Linked DNA regions of Homo sapiens: region 1 is linked to region 2. Evidence: chromatin loops called from intact Hi-C (ENCODE). Cell type or tissue: PC-9. All regions are shown on one strand. Each heading gives the region's core, and the rest is flanking DNA. Links, peaks and the distances in the headings are about the cores only.

Region 1 (11,012 bases), core at 2,025-10,024, 64 kb after region 2:
ATTGTTCTAGTATATTCTGGCCTTCTGTAATGATAAACTGGGTCATTTGATGTGGTGTTCTTCTGTCCATTATGTTTTGTTTTTCTCCAGTTGCTTTCAAGATTTTCTCTTTCTCTTTGCTTTGGAACTGTTTGACTATGGGTGATTGGGTGTGGTTTTCTCTGTAGTTTTCTGCTCGAGGCTTTCTGACTTTCTTATCTGTAAATTTATGTCTTTCATTAAATTTGGGAAACTTTTTGGTCCTTATTTTTTCAAAATGTTTCCCTCTTTTCCTATTCTCACTTTTCCCTCCATTCTACCATTTACACTGATAGTAGATTGTTGGTATTGTCACAGGGGTTTGTGAGGCTCTGTTAATTTTTTCCAATCTTTTTTCTTTACATTTTTCAGATTGAGTAAGTTCTCTTGGCCTATATTCAAGTTCACAGACTCTTTTATCATATCCATTCTGCTATTGGGTCCATATGAAGAATTTTTTAAGTTGCATTTTAAGAAAATACTTATCTTTTTAGAGTAGTTTTACGTTCAGAGCAAAATAGAGAGATTTTCCATATACTCCCTGCCCACCCTCCACCCCCATGTATACCTTCCACTGTTATCAACATCTCCCACCACAGTGGTACTTTAATTACAATTGATAAACCTACATTGATACATCACTATCACCTAAGTCCATAGTTTACAGTAAGGTTCATTCTCAGTGTTGTACATTATATGGATTTGGACAAATGTACAAGGACATGTGTCTAACATTATAATATCATACATGTATTTTGATGCTCTAGAATTTTCATTTGATTCCTTTTTATAATTTCTATTTATCTGATGATGCTTTCCATCTTTACAGGCATGGAGAACATATTTTCACTTCTGTCCTTACTTTTAAATTCTCGTTTAATAATTTTTACATTTGGGTCATTTTAGAATTGGTCTTCATCTATTATTTTTCCCTTGTGGATAGGTCATTTTCTTGTCTCTCCTCTGTTGTGTAATTTTGGATCGTATCCTGGACATTGTGAATGCCATCTGGATTCTGTTATATTTCTCGGAAGAACACTGATTTTTTCAAAGGGCAGATAATTAATTTGATTGGACTCAAACTGAAAACTCTTTCCCCTGGAGCAGTTTGAATTTTAGTTCAGTTTTTTACACTTAGTTTAGCTGCTTTGAATCCACCTCTCACATATAAGGTTCAGATTTCACTTAGAAAATTTGGGGTGCTTCTTCTGTGCTTGTCTCTTTTCCAGAATTACTCCCTCATCCTCCAGTGACCCTAGTTGTTCTGAACTCTGTTGTCTTCAGCCCAGAAAAACAAAACGTTTTCTTTTAGAGATTCACTCACTTACATGGTGACAACTTTGACATGCCCTCAGGCTAAAAGCTATAAAAATGGGAATTTCACCTCTTGGCATTTTTTTTCCTCTAGCTTGCTGCTAGAGTCTTCCTGCTTTTTACTCACAGTCTAGTGAACAGAAGCCTTATTTTATATTTTTATCCAAAGTTGATAGTGGTTATCTGCAGGAAGGTCTAGGAGAAGCTTACTTGGCCATATAAGAAGAAAAATGACCCCACCTTTTCTTGAGGTTATGTGCATTTTATTATTAGAGAACCTGCGCGGCATGTTTTCTTCTTAAAAACAATGCCTAAACTCCAAATAGATCAAGGTCAAAGGAAGCGAGGAGTTCAACATGACATCAGTCCCGTTTTCCAAGTCCTGGCCCACTTTGGTTTTTATAAGAAAGATAGAAAATAGACTTTTTTTTCAGAATTTACAAAATTTTCTATTGCTTGGTAAATCTTTATTGAATTATACATTAGATCATAATATGGGCATCTTCTATATCATAAAATAGTTTTTAAAATGCAGTTTTTGATGTCTACATACCATTTCATCATATGTTTTATGTTACTTAGCTATTTTCTCATTGTAAACTTATATAGTTTCTATATTTCTGCCAGCATCAGTTACTATTCCAGATGTTCAAACATCTTTAAACATAAACCTTTGATGACATATTTGACTACAGAAGGAACCCTCATAATCACTGTTTCCCTGCATTGTTTTGCTGGATTCGCTGACGTCTTCTATGCCTTCGGTAAATATGCCGCTTGCATCGGGAAGCCTCAGTCTTCCTTCTCCCACTATTTGGAATATGGGCTTACCAAGAGTTAATTACCGTGTTTGTTCTCAAACCTGTTTATGACAGTTGTTGTGATGTCATTGGTTGGAATACTAACCTGTGAAATATGAGTGAGAAAAGAAAGAGGGTGGTTGCTTCCATATAAACTATAAAAACTAAGTAGAATGCTTTGGGGAGATGCAATAAAGTGAAGTAATAATACAGTTGCTATAAAACTAGATTATGAGCCAGGAAACTGAACAATTTGAGAAAATAAAATGGTAAAATGGAGAAAGTGTCTACTGTCACATTGTCCTCCAAATATTTAAGTTTGTGTTCCACTTTAAAGAAACCAAAACTCAAAATTAAGAGCATGAATTATATAGGCGTGTTTTGTGCAAGAAAGAGGGCACATAATTCCAATCAGAACATGAGTGATACTCAGAGAAGAGCCTTGGTCCTTTATTGCAAGACTGGTGAGAAAATTCATATTTTTATATTGTAACTTATAACAACGTATTTATGGTATATTTGCACCATTGTTTAAGATTTCCCTATTTAACTGGCTTTTCAATGAGCTGGGCAGATTCTCCAATTGCTGGTCCCAAAAGCATGAAAAAAGGATACTTTAATTGTGTTTCCTCAGGAGTCTTAGAAATGTAATTACTTTGTATAGTTTAGACTATTGTAGACTACTAATCCCTATTATCTAATTTCCCACTTTAATTGTATTTCCTCAGGAGAGATTCCTAGAAACATAATTACTGTGTATTGTTTAGACTATTGATACATATTATTTAATCTCATAGTAGTGAGGTTGTATCAATTTATGTTCTCACATAAATTAAGCTTTAAAGTTTGTGCATGAGCCACTAATGTCTTCTCTCCAGCTTCAACCAGCAGTTATACGGTAGACTGGGAGACTGGGTGACTCGGCCTGAAACTTCTTGAAAAATCTCTAAGGCTGTTCTTTGTTCCAATGAAATGGATTGGATTCCTTCTCTGTCGATACTGGACGTTTTTGTGTGAATTCTAGCCTCAGAATAAAATCCTAACCATAAAAACATAGAGATTGTTTACTAAACACAGCCCAAACTTCATCTATTGCTTTATAATATTCAGATGATCATAACTTTTATATGCTAGAAGGAACCATAGGGATCAGCTTAGTAAACCCTTTCTTTTATAATTTGAGTCCTGGAATGAGGCATAGAGAAAAGTGTTGTCTTCCATCCTGAAGCTTAGTGGCATCTCAGCGGAGCTCAGAGCTCAAGTCTCCGGACTGCTGTCTACTGACTCTTTTGTGTATATCATGTTGCTCTGGACGGCGAAGAGAAGCAATGCTAAAATGTACCACATGAAGTTCACATTTCCAAGGGGGGGCGGGCTGTGCAGAGTGTTGTCAGATAATGTCTATAATGTAAATCTACAATATGAGCTAACATTTAATGAATGCTTCAATGAGCCAGGTACTATTCTAAGTGCTTTACCTGGGTCAAATTACCTTATTATCCCATGTAAACCTCATAATGGCTCTCTGAGGCCCCATTTTATAGGTGAGGAAACTGGGCACTGAGAAGTTCCCATGGTTTTACAGCTAGTAGGTGGTGGAGTCAGGATTTGATTCTCACAGCCTCACTCTACAGCCTGGATTCTTACATGTCCTTTGAAATTGTCCCTCTATGTGTCGGGAGAATGAAAAGAAAATGACATTTATTTGCTGTCTACTTTGAGCCAGGCATTTTCAGATATTTTACATGCTTAAAAAGACGGATCCTCACAATCTCATTGCAGATGGGAGAAAGTAAATATCAGATACATTAAATGACTTGCCCAAGGACACAGCTAGGAGGTAGCAAAACAAGAAATTAACCCAAAACTTGACTAACTCTGAAGCCAGTGGTTTTGTGAGAAAACCACGCTGCTGCATCCTAGAGATCAGTGGTTCTCACGGTCTTGGCTGCACACTGGAATGACCCAGGGAGGGTTAAAAATACCCAGGTCTGAGTCTACCTCCAGAGTTTCTGATTTAATTGGGTTGGGGTGCAGCTTGGGCAGTGGGATTTAAAATTAAAAAAACCCCAGGAGATCCTAACATGCAGCCTAGGATGCCGCCCCTGCTAAAGATGCAGATGGTTTTGGTCATGCCACATGATTCCATTTCTTTGTCCAAATATGGGAATAGGGTTCAGCACATCAGTAAGGGGCATGTTTTCAGCAGCGGATTAGGTTCCGAGGGCTGCCGTGACAGATGACCACAAACTGGGAGCTGAACACGACAGAAATGGATATTGTCACAGTTCTGGAGACCAGAAGTCTGAAGTCAAGGCATCAGCAGGGCTGTGCTCCCTGAGGACGCCTCGACCCAGTTTCCGGCATTGCCAGCAAGCCTCAGTGCTCCTCAGCTTCACAGCTCTGGTCTTTGGCTCCACTAACACGCCACCTTCTTCCCTCTGTGCCTCTGTCTCCCTGTGTCTATCTCTTCTACTTATGGGGACTCCAGTCATTGGATTTGGGGTCTGACCTAACCCACTATAACCTCATCTGAACTAATTGCATCTGCAAAGACCCTATTGCCAGAGAAAGTCACATTCTGAGATTCCAGATAGACATGAATTTTGGGGTTACTATTCAACCCGGTGCAAACAGAAAATCAGGTAACATGACATTCTGGAAGAAGGCATGAGTCTCTAGGGATAGGGAAGATACAATTCTCTATCTTTTGGTACCATCCAATTTTTTAAAAAGATGTTTAAAATATCTTAAATATCCTCCTCCTCCCCTGAAAAAACAGCTATCTTGGTACACGTATCACTAAGTTATAGAAAGACCTGTATCTGCTGACCCCTTTGTTGTCTCCAGATCCCTTTGGTGTGTTGAGGAATGCAGGGATGCCACTGGGGGGTAGAAGGCATGGCTTGCTTGTTCAAATTGTACATGAGTGTGCACACTAAAGCTGTGGAAGAGGTCATTGTCCCCAGCGGGGAATTTTTGAAGGAAAAAAAAATCAGTTCTGATTCTCCTTCTACTGTAAGGTGACAGAAGAAATTTATAACTCTTTGTCAGTCATCAAAGAACTATCCACCATCGTTCCAAACATGGTTTGTAAGACCTTACGCCTTGAAGCAACCAAAATTTGGAATTTGGTTTTAAGACCATTATTTTATTCATTTGCTTTCTTTTTCTAAGATGGAACCTTGATCATAATTGAAAGTACAATCTTTGAAAAGCTAATGATATGGTTTGGCTGTGTCCCCACCTAAATCTCATCTTGAATTGTAGCTCCCATAATTCCCATATGTGGTGGCAGGGACCACGTGGGAGGTAATTAAATCATGAGGAGCGGGTCTTTCCTGTGCTGTTCTCGTGATAGTGAATAAGTCTCACAAGGTCTGACGGTTTTGCAAAGGGGAGTTCCCCTGCACAAACTCTCTTGCCTGCCGCCATGTGACACCTGACTTTGCTTCTCATTCACATTCTGCCATGATTATGAGGCCTCCCCAGCCACGTGGAAGTGTGAGTCCATTTAATGTCTTTCCTTTATAAGTTACTCAATCTCGGGTATGTCTTTATCAGCAGTGTGAGAACAGACTAATACACCTAACAAGCTGATTCCTCAAAGGACATTTATAGATCAAAATTCTACAGCCAGAAATGTACCCTTGTTTATTACTTGTCCCACAACTTGGAAATAATTAAATGCCTCCTACAAATAACACTACTGTTTCCTTACACACTGGCTTTCTGTAGAGAACACTAGCTACCCAATTATTTCCATCTCTAATTGATCTTGATAGTTAAGCTATGTTACATTTTGATAAGCTCCTAATTTTCATTTTAGAAATGACAGAAAGGATTTAGTTGTAAGAAATGGCTTATTTTCCTCAGAGGTTATCACTGGAATTTTCCCCACCTCGGCATCGCCACCGTGATCAAACGCTTTTCCACATCCTGCTTATTTGAGACACTTCTCTTGACCCTGGGCAGAGTGATATAGACAAATATGACTCATAGATTGGCAATTCACCTAAGGCAAACATTGTAATTGGTACAGAATCAGTGGACTAGTTTTGCTTTGTGTGTTTTTTCCCCAGTACACCAAGTGAGTCTTTATAAAGCCTCGATAGCAACATTTAGGCAATTTCTTAAGTAATAAATATCCATTTCTACTCGGAGAAAAATCTTGGCCTTTCTGTCTCAATTTAGCCTTCCTTAAAAAGGTTACATGTGGATCTAACTTGGATTCAGCCAAGTCCTTAGGCAAAAATTAAAGGATATTAAAAAATGTATTCCTCAAGAAGTGCCACAGAATCAAATCCTCAAAAGCTCACCAGATGATGTTATTGCAAACAAGTAGTCCACTAGATGTGTGAAACTACAAAAATACCAGGATGGGTTATGTGTTTCTGAACTGGTACCTGACAAGGACTTTGACAGCCATATGCACTGGGAAGACGGAGATGCTGTTGCCATGGAAGGCACGCCTGCTCTAGATACTGTCCAGCTTTTCAGTTAATGTGCATTGAGGGGAACCGCAAATCCCTAATAAGCCACAGCCTAGCATGGAGTTCCCAATTACCTGCCCACTAAAGAATGACCTTGTGCTTCTGTTGTAGAGCGTTCTCTTTTGGGGCCCCTGAAAGTCATGGGGCTGTTCATTCCATAGAGAAATAATTAGCCAATGCAATATGTCATTTTACATATCCATAACAAAGTGATTCTTGCAGCTTTTCATTTAGTGAGTTTATGAGAGGCTGATGTTAGTGAACTGAGAAGTAAAATATATTTATATGTGAAATACGACTTCTCCAATTCTTTGGCGGGGGAGCTGAACAAACCCCTGAGTGCACCCCAAGCACAGTGCAGCTGGAGAGCAGACGTTGCGCCCAGTTTGTTTGGATCTGGCTGATTCCAGCTCCATCAAGGTCATGTGCTGGTTGGGGGAAGTGGTGAATATTACAGTCCTGGCATCTGCAAAAACGGTTTTGATGAAGTCCTAGGATGAGCCTCGAAGGACATCGGTATAGCACGTGGCAGCTGATATGGCGAAGCTGCTGGGAAGGCCACCCGTCTTGGGCCTGAGCCTGCAGAGACTCCAACCAGCTCCTGCTTGGAGAGTGCAGAGACTGGCCCCGAAAATGCCCATCTGCGTGAAAAGTCTGGCTGTTTCTCACTGACCATGATGACTAGCCTGCTGTGGGGGCTGGGCATTACTAGGTTAAACTGTGGCTGTTAAGCCTCGTGAGTGCTGATGAACACGCTGTTCTTCAAAGCGAGTGGTGGTAACATGTGGCAGGCAGGGGGACCCATGCCAAGAGCTGTGGTGCGTGGGCATTCACGCTGAGGCCCATGGTCTTCCTTTGCACCCTTGCTTGGTGGGAGGTTTAAGAAAGACTTACTGTGTTTGTTTTCTCGGTGACTCTTGGGGCTGGGGGCAAGAGGAGCAGGGTTTGAGCCTGCACTGGTTTGTCGAACGCCCCCGTCCAACACCCCATGGCAGAACCCCCATCAGGCTCGTATTGAATCCCAGACCCTCTCTCTGGTCCCTGCCCACGGTGAGCAGAAGGAGGGCAGCCTACTTCCCAAGTCAAACACTCCCCAGGACTGGGTTTCAGCACCTTGATAGAACAGGGCTTCCCATCCTTGGCTTTTGGTGACATCTTGGGGCGTCTTCGGTCAAGTCAAAGGAGCTTTCAAAATGAATTTTGACTTGCTTGTGAACATTCCTGAACTTTGAAAGAAGGATGCGTGTCCTAAAATCCAATGACTGTGTCAGGTGGGTGTGGAGATGAGTGAGGCATTTGTGGAGTGGTGCTTTGCTTACAGTTTCACTGGGCGCCACGTGAAATCGTGGGGTCAGCAGGAGCTTGGGTCAATCTTGGGTTTGACCCCTGGTTCTCTCACTGCTGGTAACTCTGGCAAGTTCTTTACATCTCTGCCCTTCAGTTTTTGAATCTATAGAGTAGGTGTCATAATACATTCCTGGAGAGTTGAGAGGGTTAAAATGTGATGCACACAGAAGGTTCCAGCACACAGTAGGTGCTTCAGAAATGGTACCTTTTTCCACTGTTATTATTAGCAAAATATCAACCTCCCTCAATGCTTGTCCTTATTCAGTCTAAAACATCCTGCACAGATTCTGAAAATACTCTCTGGTATAGGCAGATAATTGGAGAAGAATGGGGCCCCCTGAACAAAGAGGAAACAGACCCACAGAAATAAATTCCCACAACTTGTCTGCATGAACAATAGAGAAGTCTTTCAAGATCTTCCCAGTTCCCTTCAACTTTATAAGGAGGATGCTTGTCCCCCAGGGAGCCGGTGGCCCTTTTGAGAAGAAAGCCACAGACAGAAACTTAAGTGGATTTAAATGTAAGCAGGACCAGAAAGAAAACAGAATTTCCTCTTCAAGGCTTAGGAAAACAATTAGAGATAAACGAGGCCAGAAAGCAAAGCTAATAACAAGATGAAGACTTTCAGCCACTTCATGAATGCTATTGAAAGGGGAAGCAAGAGAAACCCCACCCGAGTCACCCTGACCTTGCCGTAGACTTTCTGGTTTCTTGTAACTCCTACCCTTGCCTCCTGGGGGCTTTTCAACTTAGCTGCTCCATGGAAATGTTTGTTCTGCTGCTGAGCAGAAGATGCTACCTCTGGAGGCCACAGTGGGCTGGGGACAGACCCTTTCATCTCTCTGCGACTCTCCTGCTATGGCTCAGGCTGGGGCTCCTCCGGGACTTTCACTAACAGGACTTGGAAGTGGGAAATTTGCTCCTCTTTAAGAAGAAAGGGTGCATGATGTTTGTCCTCAGTAGCAGAGATATCACTTTTCTTCTTCTTTTTTTTGAGACAGGGGCTTGCTCTGTCACTCAGGCTGGAGTGCAGTGGTATGATTTCGGCTCACTGCAGTCTCAACCTCCCAGGCTCAAGCGATCCTTCCACCCCAGCCCCCAGAGTAGCTGGGACTACAGGCGCACCCCACCACACCCGGCTAACCTTTTTATCTTTTGTAGAGATGAGGTCTTGCTACATTGCCCAGGCTGAGATCAGTTTTGACTCCTGATGGGACACAGGAGAAGAAACATTCTGGTGCCTGCCATAACAGATTGATGTCTACCTAAGCATCATGGTTTCTGTCTCCTGGAGCTCGTAGGGAAAGAAGAGGGATGGCTGAGAGCAGGTGGCTTTCTCTCAGGGGAGGGCCTCTGCTCTGGGTGGCTGTTCTCGGCTGGGTTTAGACCCTCTTCCTCTGGGCTTGCGTTGTCCTTGACTAGGCTTTCCTGACTATGGCATGGGCAAGTGCAGGCCACACCGTGTCATTTTTGGTTTAAGTCATCTGAGTGTGAGCACCCTTGAAGATAGGGCCACGTTTCAAGTTTGAGGCACAGATCCTGGCTCCGCGTTGATGCTTGATTACATTTCCTGACTGGACCATGGAGGAATCTGGCCTCTCATTCCTGGGGATGGGAAAGTGCCCTTCGGATCTTCCGAGGAGTCTGAGAAGCAAAGGCAAAAGCTGGTTTCTCACCATATTCTTTTCTTGCCGTGTCAGCGTTTGCAGCTGTGGCTTTTATGGCCACGCCAGGAGGGGCCTCGTGAGGCTGGCAGAGGCCCTGGTGCCGTGGCCAGCCCCATGCTGTTAAGCAAAGCATGGCCTGTCCACGCTTTGGTGCCTGCACACCGTCCGTCCCGTGGATCTCGGCTCGTGGTGTACCGAGCTGACCCTGTCTTCGGATTCCATTGCCACTTGACTGTGGAGGTGGTGACTCTGACAGTTCTTCAGCTCAATGACCATTTGTTGTGCAAAAGTGACCCCCGGGATCCTCCACTCATCCTGAGGATGACAAAGCATGTTTTAAATAACCACTGCCAAATCAACTCAACACAATAGGGCAACCAAGACACAGCAAACAAGTCATAAAACAATTTAGCAAGGAGGCCAGCAGGAAAATTAATGTCAGTGGCTGTCTGTTCTGAACGTCTCGCACCGCTCCATGCTTCAGAGAAGGGAGAAAGCAGAACATCACAGTTCGCCAATCCAAGGCAGCCTGGTAGGACCTGCCATTCCGTGACCCCTAACCAATGGATATATTCATTACACCGAAGACTGGAAGGAACCACAAAATGGGATACATATTTAAGGAACTATGCACACAACTGGGTTTATTTTTCTTATCTGATTTTTTTTGTTTCTGGTGCAACATGAGTACTGTTGAATACTTGGCAGCTGGCTTTCCATACTTGAGTTGTTTGTCATTTCTGGGGCTGCTGATGCTGTTATGATTTCCCTTTCGGGAGGAATTTACAGGCACATGTTGACCCAGCTGAATGGGAACAGGGAGCAACAGGGAGTTTATGAACAGGGACCATCACCTCCTGGAGAGCGCGCATTCTTTTTCTGGAGGACGCACCAGCACAAGCTGCTCGCCATGCTGTCAGGCCGGCCATCGAATGCGCTGCTGCTCCAGCCTCCAACACGCAGATCCTCTCCCCTCCTGGCCTTGAAATAAACCTGCCTTTCTTTTCAATAATATCTGGGAGTTGTAGTCGGAGCGCTGTGCTTTATTGTTGGAATACCAGGGACGTTGGCTTTCGGTAGCAACAGTTGCTAGGCAAGGTGCGATTGCCTTGAGAACCCAGCAGAGAGAGGACGGAGGTGAACGGCAAAAGGGTCAGGTGGGAGACAGGCAGATGAGGCTGGCGCAGGGGCTGGGGTGAAGTGTGTGAGGGAGCCCCTGGCCGCTGCTCACCTGCCCTGCCACTGTGTTCTCCTCTCAGCAGCCTGTCTTTCCAACATCCACTCCTGCCTCCTCTCTCCCAAGACCCAGTCCATCTCATTCCCACACAGCCACTCATGGACTCATTTGCTACCTTTTTCAGATGTCTCCAACC
Region 2 (11,012 bases), core at 1,524-9,523:
CTCCTGTGAAGTGAGGTCTGTGGCTGTGATTGTCAGGGGAGACTTGTCCTCCACCTGGATCCCAGAGAGAGACAGACAAGTGCTCCTGCTGCTTCTTTTACTAGCTGAATTAGTCAGGATAGCCTAAGTTCTGCTGCAGCAACAAAGGAACTCTCTCACTGGCTAAACCCAACAGATGCTTTATTTCTTGCTTTTATGGCTCCTGCAAAGTTTGCTGGGGACTTGAGTAACTCTCCAGGGAAATGTCTTCCCTGGAGCAGCCTGGGTCCAGGTTACCATTTTCAGGCTCAGCCTCCACACGTGCCACAGGAGAGAGATGGCGCTGCCGAGTCTGGTGGTGTCAATGGCTTTAGTCTAGGAGCGATTCACATCGCTTCCTCTCAGAGCCCTTTGGCCAGAGCTAGTCCCAAGCCCAGGCTAATTGCTGGGGTCAGAGACTGTGTTCATCTGTCGCCTGGAGGAAGAAGAGCATTTAATATGGGTAAGCAGTAGAAGCCTCCACATGCAGCAGGTGGTTTTCTCAAGTTGCCCCTCCACTGGCGTTAGAACCTCTGAGGTTCTGGTTTGGTGCAAGGATGGCAATCCTGCCATCCCACCTTCTCTCTGCCCCTGGATGGCCACTGAAAGCCACTGGGACTGCCTGACACCTGAGGTGGCTTCATGCCAGCACCGACTTATCACTCTCGCTCTTGGCTTTCCCCTGCCTTTGGCCTCTGGGAAACTCCTTGCCTTTCTTGTAAGCTCAGTTCCACGTGGAAAGTGATGTGTAGTGTATTTTATGTAGCACCCTGGGCACTTAGTTTTGGGAGGTATTAGTATTCACACTTTATAGAAGAGGAAAGAAAGCAGAAAGCCTCAGTACCTTGCCCAAGCCACACATCAGGGATGTCCTGGAGCCGTGCTTCTCAGCCAACCTCTTCTGACTCGGCAGCCAGTGCTCCTCTTGGGAGCCATGGTAGTCTCCTTCCTACAGAGAGGCAGGGATTGGGTCTGGCATGGAACTTTGGGGCAGGCTTCCCAGAGGAGGTAGCCTTTGACCTGGTCTAGAAGGATACACAGTGGGTCAACGGGAGGACATGGCGGAGGATGCAGCCTGGGCAAGGGCCTGAGGGTGTGAAAAGGCAGAGACACATGTTAGGTGCTCAATCAATGTTTGCTGAATAAACGAATAAATACATAGCCAGGGAGAGGAACGGGGGGGATGAATAACGCTGTTGGTAAAGCATGAGTCAGTTTCTTGCAATGGCTTGTGTTTGACCTGCCGTTTTTCTACCTGCTCTTGCCTAATTTCCTAAGCTAAACAAACTGGGAAGAATTTGTGGGAATGCCAGAGAATGAGTCTCTCTTCCAGTCTTAGCAATTGCAGTTACCTAAAATTACAAGCCTGTCTGATCTCATTAGCAAAATAAGACTCAGCGAGGACCCAAGGTGGAAGTTCAGTCCTGACAAGGAGACGCTGAGGTCTTTTCAGGGCTCCAGCTCCCTGCTCCCTGCTCCCGGAGCCCCCCGCCCCTGAGCCCTGACTAACATCTCAAATCTCTGGCAGCTGGAGGCCTGTTGAGTTAGCTCCCGCAGGTCTGGTCCATCAGCACGCCCGGGGAGGAAGAGAAAGCAAACAGGGAAATTCCGAGTTCAGCCTGGACTTCAGTCAAACCCGCTTTCCTTCATAAACACCCTCCCTTGCACTTATTACAATGAGGGAACTTGAGCCAGTGGCCTGGAGCAGGGATTAGATGATCCAGAAAGGGCCACCGAGGCATCTGTCGATGGGAAAGCCAGCGAGTGTGTCTCAGCCACTAAGTGATGGCTCTACAGGGCACTTAGAGGAACGTTTAGGGGCCTCAGACCTATTTAAGGACCTTGAGTTTCAGGTAATGAGAGAGTCAAAGATATTTAAGCTCGCAGAATAAAATCAAGAGGTCTTATTTGTAGAGTAAAGCCGAGGCTCTCTTGGGAACGTTTTAGAAGACAGAAACATTGTTGCCTGCTCTGATGGCTAGAGTATTTCACAAGAGTAATGCTTCTTTATTGATCGCCTCCTGGGGGCCAGGCTGGAATTAATGCTTTTACACCAATTAGCTTAAGCAATCCTCATAAAAGCTCTGCAGAGCAGGTATCATTATCCCTGTTTTGCAGATGAGGGATTGAAGATGGGGTGGTTAAGTAACTTGCCCCAGGTCACTTAACTGGTAAGTGTGGCCCGGGGACCCGGCCTGTCCATTAAGCTCCGCAGGCCCAGGGCGAGGATGTCTGTCTCAACCTGATACCTTTAGGGGCCCAAGAACATCTCTCTAACTTTGCTTAAACCAGAAAAAAATATGTGGAAGCATTTGAAGATTTATTAATTTTTTTATTTTTAAATTTTATTTATTTATTTCATACTTAGGGACATTTACTACAATTTTCCCCCCAGCTTTTATTTTAGGTTCAAAGGTACATGTGCAGGTTTGTTACATGGGTAAATTGCATGTCATGGGGTTTGGTGTACAGATAATTTTGTCACCCAGGTCATCCGAATAATACCTGAAAGGTAGTTTTTCCATCCTCAGCCTCTCCCCTCCCTCCACCCTAGAGTATGTCCCAGTGTTCCCTGTTTCCTCCTTTGTATCCATGTGTGCTCAGTGTTTAGGTCACATTTATAAGTGAGAACATGCAGTATTTGATTTTCTGTGCCTGCGTTAATTCGCGTAGGATGACGGCCTCCAGCTCCATCCCTCCAGCTCCATCCGTGCTGCTGCAAAGGACCTGATGTCTGATGTTCTGTTTTATGGCTGCATCGTATTCCATGGTATATAGGTACCACATTTTCTTTATCCAGTCCACCACTGAGGTGCATCAAGGTTGATTCCATGTCTTTGCTATTGTGAATAGTGCCGCAAGGACACATGCCTATCTTTATGGTAGAAGGATTTGTATTCCTTAAACACGTTTTTAAATACAGGTATTTTTATGGTGGGAGAGGCCCATGAAAATCGTAGTGCCCTCTGGGGGAAATCTCATAGAGCCACTGGTTACTTCCCAAGCTCAGGCACTCAGAAGGCCCAGGAAAGCTCCTCAAAGGCATGGCAATGATGAGGTAAATACGACCGACCGCAGGGCCGTGGGTGCTTCTGGCCCCTCTGATGTCCTGCACGGTCATCGCAAGCACCGTCAGATGAGGTGCCTTGGACAGCGTCTCCTTTTCACAGCCCTGGGGGATGGAAGTCATGCCTGTGTCTGTACCCAGACCTGGGGGATGGAAGTTATGCCTCTGCTATACTCAGCCCACCCCATATCAGCACTGCTGTCCAGTACAAGCCCCCGCCAGGGTTTGCAGACCAGGCTCAGTGTGTTCCTTCATTCCAGCCTGTCTGAGGGAGGCTGTGGCCTGTGGCCAGGACAGGAGGGACTGAGGGGGCCCTGTGAAGAGCAGGTTGTCCAGAGGTCCAGTTAGCGGCCTTGGAGAATACTGACAGCAGCACTGCCTCAGCCTCACTCCTTGGTGTGCAATGTGGGGGCTTCTCTAAGGAGGACGGGGGAGCTTTCTTAGGCTAAACATCCAGGGTGCCGTCCTGCAGGTGCTCACTTTGACACCTCACCTTCACTTTGTGGCTCAGGACAAATAGCGTGGGGAGAGATAGTGTTGAAGTGGAGGCAGCAACCGCAGGCAGCTGGTCCCTGAGACTTGTCTTCAGAGGGAACTGAGACGGGACTGCAACTGGAGGTGGGGGGTGGGTGTGGGGGCCAGGCGGGTTTCTGAAGACCAGGAATACTCACTTCAGCAATGGAGACATTCTGCCTTCTCTTTTGCCCACTCAGTCCCATTTGTTGTTTTGCTTTGTTTTTATAAACTTTTATTTTGGAACAATTTTAGATTTATAGAAAAGTTACGATAGTACAGAGAGTTCCCGTTCGCCCCCCACCCGGTCTTCCCTTTGTGAACCGCGCACATTACCGTGGTACATTTGCCAGCACTCAGAAGCTGACATTGGGCCATTGTTAACTCAATTCCAGACTTTATTTGGATTTCGCTAGTTTTCCCATTAATGTCCTGTCTCTGTTCCAGGACCCACGCCAGGGGACTTCATTGCATTTAGTTGTCACGTCTCCCCCGGCTCCTCTGGTCTGTGTCACGTTGTTTTTGATACCTGCTCTGGGCCAAGACTAGGACCAGAGAGGTGAGCGAAGAGAGCTCTGGTGGCTCCGGGCCAGGGGTCGGGCAGACAGGGCGCCCTTCCATGGTGCTGGAGAGCTGGCAGGACAAATGGCCTGGGCTCACAGGGACGGCCAGCAAAGGCAGGCACAGGGGGCTTTGGAATTGCTTTAAAAGGGGAGAGGGGGCTCTGATTGAAAACCCAGCGTGAATAATAGCATCCAGCACTGTATTTTGATGGGATAATTGTTTTATATTTGTAAAGATTCTTAATTATCTCCAGCAAATGCATTTAGCTCACTTGGTAATTGAATTAAGGAAAATGTTTTTTCAAGCATTGTAAGTCATTGCTATAATAAAAGAGAAGGAAGAATGACTTTAAAGTACCTCCCTACATGACCTAGACAAACTTGTTATGACTGAAAGCTGAGTAATCCCATTAAGGCCTTAGTTGGTTCTAATAGAACAGGCATTCTGGAGATGCCAAATGAAAATCGCAAGAGATGGTGGAAACTTCCTTTCTTTGGGAAGCCTCTGTCGACCCCACTTCGAGCGGATCCTGCCGTCCTGGTGCCCTGGGCATACTTTTATTTTTGTGCTTATCACACTGACCTGTGATAGCCTCCTGGTCAGCCTCAACTCCCCTTTATCCCCTACGTGTCCTGAGAGCTCAGATGGACGGCATTTGCCCACTTCAGTATTTCCCAGCACAGTCAATAAAGGAGCACATGAGATGCTTCCCAACCTGTGTGAATACCCTTCCTGACACAGCAGAGAACAGTCCTTCATAAATCCTGTGTCTTTGGAGGGACGTTTTCTGGCACACTGCGGCAGCTGTGGCTTGCAATGTCTAAGTTACCAGGATGTCGGTGGGGAGGGCCCTGACCAGGGCGGAGTAGGGGGACCTGCAGCGTCTGGGAGCATGAAGCCTTGCTGCTGGAGTCTCCAGGCTCGCCAGGCAGGGCTGGGGGTGGCGCTGGGAGGAGCCCAGACAGATAGGCCCTGAGCTTTGAAGAAAAATCAATATTCAGCAGGGAGTTGATTGTGTCATAAACGTCTCGAGTTGCACTGCCACTTCCTGGCCCCTGAGTGGCCCAAGGTGAGCTCTGCTGAGGAGAGAGCTGCCCTGCCTACCCCTCCCCTGCACTGCCTGTCTGAGGTCACAGAAGGAGCAGGAGAAAGGCAGCAGGCATCTTAGGTGGTAAAGCCACTCAGTGAGCCACAGCAGCGAGGCGAGGATGGTGGCTCCCTCTTTCTTTCGGAGGTGCATACATTCAACAAATAACTACTCAATGCCCACCATGCCCAGTCCTGGGGCCAGGCTCTGGTGATGCGGCCAGGAGCCCGGCAGACAGTGTGCTGCCTGCATGGAGTCTACAGTCCTGTGTGGAGATCAATGTTGAACGGGGAAATGAAACAGAAAACTGGCCAAGTAGAGGCTGATAAGCGTCATCCAGCAAAGCAATGAACAGGCAGGTGGAGGCTCGGGAGGGCTGGGCAGGGCTGCTGCAGATGGGCAGGGCTCTGGGCACTCGGCTGGGCAGGAGCCTGGGCAGTGGGGGGACTGGCTCCCAACACAGCCACTCCCCAACCACTCTTGGCTTCTCTGCTTCCTTCCTTCTCTCCCTGCCTCCTTCCCACACCTATGCCCAGGTGCTCCTGTAGCTCTGGCTTGCGTAGGGACACTGCCAAGTGGCCCATCCCCTTCATTTCGTAGTCCAGATGCTCTGACAGTGACCCCAGGTGACCGCCCATGCATCGCCTGTCCTGGTGGGGGCCATCCTGTGCCATCATTGGGGGGGGGGTGCAGTGTGCATGACACGGCACAGCATGGCTCATAGCTGCCCAGCACCAGGGGCTGAGGGGGTGATGGGCATAGCAGTGAGCATTCCATCTGGGATTGAGTCCTGCTTGCCTCTGTCAGGGGATGTCCTTAGGCAAGTCCCTTAACATGCATGTGCCTCAGTTTTGTCACCTGTAGCCCAGTGCCTCATGGTGCCAAGGAGGTCACAAGCATGAAGCCCCTGGCAGGGTGTGCCGGGCACGTGTGCACATGCCCCCTGGAGGGGATTCATCATCGCGGGCGGAGCTCTGCAGTTCCAGCCTCCTGAGGGTCCTGATGCCTCACGAGGCCAAGAGGCAAAGGGTTTTGTAACTTACATAACCGCAGAGAAAGGCAAGGTTGCTGCTCACAATGATGCTTTCACAGGGCGGCTCTGGGACGGCATCCTCACCCGACTATATGGAATTCCACATCCTTTCCGAATCTTGGTGTTACACAATAGTCACTGAGATATCATGTACCCCATTAACGTTGAGACTTTTATGTATTTACAATTCAGCTTAAATTTTTACCCAGAGAAGTTTTCAAAATGTAACATGTGTTAGTCACTGTGTGAATTGCGAAACCAAGGAAATATCTCCAAAGTGCTGGCCTTGACAATGTAATCTGGCAAGGCTTGGGGAGGAATAAAAATAACACTTCTCAGCATCGCCGTCTCTGAGGGCAGGAGTGATCTGGAGCCCTCCCCAAGCCCACAGGTAGTCGGGCGGCATGTGCGGGCCTGGGGGGCCCCACTGGGGTCTTCTCTCCTCTTCCCCGGCCCCTCCCCGAGGCCAGGACAAGTCCTGCCTGCCCTGAACGGGGGCGGCTGAGCCCAGGTTGGGGTGGTGGTGAGACAGGGAGACTGGGGAGCTGGGCACCCTGATGGGGGTTCTGGGCCTGCCACTCATCAGCCTGGAGGTCCGGGGCTTTTCCCCAACCCCCTGTGCACGGAAAGGTTTAGGGGCCATGCCCCAGGTGGCCACAGCGACGGGAAGCTCCCTGGCTGCCTCAAAGGGCTGTTCTGTGGGGGGACCTGGTCCAGGATGATGGAGGGGAGGCAGCAACTGGACTTTTCCCCTTGCAGCTGTAAGGATAGCTTGATTTTTCTAAGGACAACAACCCTGTGTCTCCCCACTGAGTTACAAGCCCGCAGGTGGCTTGATGAACATGTGGTTTCTGGATGTGACATGAAAGTTAGCATTTGCGCGCTCTTTGGTTTCCCTGGGTTTGTTTTTCTTGCTCTTACAGTCCTGAACTATTCCCAATCGTGTTTATGTTGAGGCAGAAGACATGGCTGTGGAGTGTCGGTGCACCAGGGTCTGCCGGGTCCCCGCCTCCCCATCCTTCCAAGAGGCACCAGCTGCAAGGCACGTGCATGTGCCCTCCTGACCCCCCGGTCCCCAAAGAGCCTGCTCCCGTCACTCCAGGCAGGCACTGTTGCTGGGATTTCAAGGCAGCTGAGTGCAGAGCCCACTGCAGAGGCATCAGCCCCTCCCAGGCCTCTAGGAAACCTGCTCCTCCCCTCCCTCCACAGGCATCTGCTTACAGCGCCAGCGGTGCCTCGTGCTCCACCTGGAGCACCACTGTCTGTCAGGGACACGGGCTCCCAGAGGGCTGCACGTGAATGATTTCCGACCCTCACAACAGCCAGGAAGTAGGGACTGGGATTGTTCCCATTCTGTAGATGAGAAGACTGAGGCTTGGGATAACGTGCTTGCCCAAGTTGGCATGGGCAGTACAAGACAAAGCTGGGGTTGCAAATGATCACGCTTCCTATTCTGAATATTTCTTTTTCTGCCACCTTCTCCTCTGAGTGCTGGCTTTCCCTACTTACCAAGCCCCCAGCTGCTCACTGCGGTGCCAGAGCACCCAAGAGCCTCCTCTGGCAGTGCCATGGCCCACAGCACACTCCCCTTGGCTCTATCAGGCCTCCCTTTTGGCTTGAGTGCCACCCACTCACTCCTCTCCTGCTTTCTGGCATCGTTATTTAATTGTCCAACCCTGGTCTGCTCAGTTAGACCGTAAACTCTGAGAGGACGAGGAGTCTTCGCCGGCTGCCCCCCGGGCCTGGCCTGGGGCTGCCACGTAGCTGAATCTCAGCCACACTTGCTGTAGAATGATTTGTTATTATTCTCTGAGGCTGGGTTTCCACGTGGCTGGGCACAGGAGGACAGAGTCCCCCTCCCCGTCCAGGTCCTTGGCTGGCCAGCATTTCAAATGATATTGTTTCATATTAAATTATTTTAAATTCCATGGACCCTGGTTTCACAATCAAATAATTCGATCTTGTTTACAAATGGAATTTTTAGTTTTTGACGGTTTCTTGCTTTGCTGGGCTGGACGGTCAGTGAATGCGTGTCCTCCCGTGCCCTCCAGTCCATCTCTGTTGCCTTCCCCGGGATGCCGTGGAGGCCGGGAACCGTCCCCAGGAGTGGGGACGTGGTCAGGAGGGTGGGGTCAGGCAGCCCTGTGCAGGCAGACAGCTCACAGTGCTCGGGGCCTGGAGGCGGGGGCGTTCTCTGCTTGCCCTCTTCCAGCTCTAGACATGAGAAAACCCACAAAGAACAGAATTGGAAGGGATCTTTGACACACGTGATTCCAACATCCCCTTTTACAGTTAGGAAACTGAGGCACAAGATCCTGGTTCTTGGGGTTGGGCCTTGGACCCAGCACTGGGTCTTTGCACAGCCTCCTCAGGACTGATCCACACTTTGTTCTCTTCCCCACCAACCCCATCACTTCCCGTTAGGTGCCACTTACTGCTTTCACCTACCGAGACAGAGAGAGGGAAAAGTGTGACCTCTGACCTCTAGGAGCTAGGAACCCAGTGTTGGGAGGGGAGCTGCGGAGGAGGAGACAAAGGAGGCACAATGAGGTGGACCCTACGGGGTTGGGAGGAGCTTGGAAGGCAGTTCAGAAAGGACACGTAGGAGAAGGCAGGGTGGGACTGTGGGACAGCAGGCCGGGCGCATCCAGCGGCGTTTGCAAAGCCGGAGAAGTGGCCAAGCTCAGTGGCTGTGGCCAGATGCCATTTGTGGCAGTTGATGAGAATCTTGTGACTATTTTAACCGATGTGTTAAACTTCACTCTCCCCCTGTCAGTCTCCTTGTCACCTTGGAGAATGTTATTAGTCAAGGTTCTCCAGAGAAACAGAACCAACAGAATGTACACACATGCACACACATACACATGCACACACACACACATACACACGCACACACACACACACACAAACAGGGATTTATTGTAAAGAACTGGCTCCTGGAATAACTGAATTGATAAGTCCCAAGATTTTCAGTCAGCAAGCTGGAGACCCAGAAGAGGCTACTAGGGACTAGACATGTCCCCCCAAAATTCATATGGTGGACCCCAACCTCCAATGTGATGGTCTTAGGAGGTGGGGTGTTTTGAAGGTGATTAGGTCAGGAGGGTGGAGCGCTAATGAACGAAATTAGTGCCCTTATAAGAAGAGACAGGGCAGCTCTCTCTCTCTGATCTCTGTCACATTAGGACGTAGAGAGAGGAAGGCCAGCAGTAAGTGGGCCCTCACCAAAATCAAATTGGCAGCACCGTGGTGCTGGACTTCCAGCCTCCTGAATGGTGGGAAATGAATATTTGATGCTTAAGCCACACAGTCTACAGCAGCCCGAGCTTAGACAGAGCGGACGTTTCAGTTCAAGTCCAAAGGCAGGAAAAAGCTAGACATTCAGCTCAAAGGCTGGCAGGCAAGAGGAATTCTATCTTACTCAGGGGACGGGACCCCCTTTGTCCTATTCAGGCTGTCAACTGATTGGATGAGGCCCACCCATATTAGGGAGGGGAAACTGCTTTACCTGGCCCACTGATTCCAATGTGAGTCTCATCCCCAAGCCCCTCACAGAAACACCCAGAGTGATGTCTGGTCAAATATCTGGGCGCTGTGGCCCCGCCAAGTTGACACTGAAATTAACCCTCGCAGAGGCCGCCTCTTTATCACGGGACACATGCTTGGAGCCCCTCTTCTGGAACTTTCTCTAAGCGAGTGACAGTATGGGGCAGATGGGTGTCATTGCTCTGTGGTCACTTGATGGGTGACCTGGGTTGGCCCTGTGTACCTACCCACTGGGCTTGGCTCAGAATGGCATCCTGCTGTTTCCACAAGTCAGCTGGCTCTCCAGGGTCAGGATGGAACCTGCTGAGGAGATCACAGATGGCCCTGACTCCACACGCTGCCCCAGAGGGCCCCAAGGCAGGCATCTGAGCCAGCCCCGGCTGCAGAGGTTGACTCAGGAAAGCACCAGGGAAAGTTGGTTGTTAATATCCCAGTCCAATTTTTTTTGACTGGGCCTAAAGGCAGGGACTTCCTTCTATAAAATCTGGGAGCTGAGTGCAGGGCAGGCCTGACAAGGCGTGAGGAGCTGCCTGTGGACTTCGGCTCTCCCAGTGAGTCCAGGAGCTGCCCTGGGCCCTGGCGGCCCCTCCTCATCCCCACCTCTCTGCTGCACCACTATGGCCTCAAGGTCCCTGCACTGCCTCATAAAGCTGTCCCCAAGTCAGGCTCCTGTGAGCGCGCCGGGCATCAGAACTCTGGCTGGTGGACCCACAGAGGCCCGGGGTAATAGCCATGAGAAGAACAGGCCACCACGCTCAGACTGGGAAGCACCCAGCCTGCGGGATGGCCAGAGACACTCATCCAGGGCCATGAGAGTGTGAATCAGTCGAGTACAATATGCATAACCAGTGTGGCCAGAACCGGTGCTTTGAGGTGTCTAACTCCTGGTGTCCTACCATCCCAACACTGTTGATTAATGGCGAAAGATGGGGCATTGGGGAGGTCTGTGTCTATGCTTGGTGGCACCTAAGAAAGAGCAAGGCATTTATCTGCATGGATTGAGATAGACAGGTCTCTAAAATAAACAAGGCAAAGAACGCAAGAGGCTGAACCAAAGTATGATCCATTTGGGGCTTAACAAATAGATAGTATAGGCAGCGCGGTGGCTCACGCCTGTAATCCCAGCACCTTGGGAGGCTGAGGTGGGCAGATCACCTGAGGTTGGGAGTTCCAGACCAGCCTGA

What was found. A loop is a pair of places that touch in the nucleus more often than their neighbours do. Peaks named below come from ENCODE experiments on the same cell type or tissue, not always from the same donor. Only the 100,000 strongest peaks of a DNase experiment are listed, where the experiment ranks them.
Region 1: a loop joins it to region 2, with 4 times the contacts of the local background. A loop is called at or near these places in 3 of 110 quality-filtered maps.

What each region holds. Positions count from the first base shown.
Region 1 is chr14:101,407,997-101,419,008 of GRCh38, reverse strand. No RefSeq gene overlaps it. Among named protein-coding and RNA genes, the nearest start is that of LINC00524, 5.6 kb to the right of the region's middle. RefSeq lists enhancers at 5,943-6,237, 9,300-10,021, 10,022-10,745, 10,746-11,012. In PC-9, for the core only: no CTCF peak of the experiment used is centred there; DNase peaks (open chromatin) are centred at 5,630 and 6,128; H3K4me3 peaks cover 998 bases; H3K27ac peaks cover 1,655 bases.
Region 2 is chr14:101,471,391-101,482,402 of GRCh38, reverse strand. LINC03117 (long intergenic non-protein coding RNA 3117) reads left to right here and starts at 6,613. Exons shown (of 4, transcript XR_944220.2): 1 at 6,613-11,012. RefSeq lists a silencer at 5,037-5,220 and enhancers at 5,907-6,584, 7,888-8,666. In PC-9, for the core only: CTCF peaks have their summits at 2,131 and 5,428; DNase peaks (open chromatin) are centred at 1,992, 4,552, 5,202 and 6,442; H3K4me3 peaks cover 4,236 bases; H3K27ac peaks cover 5,701 bases.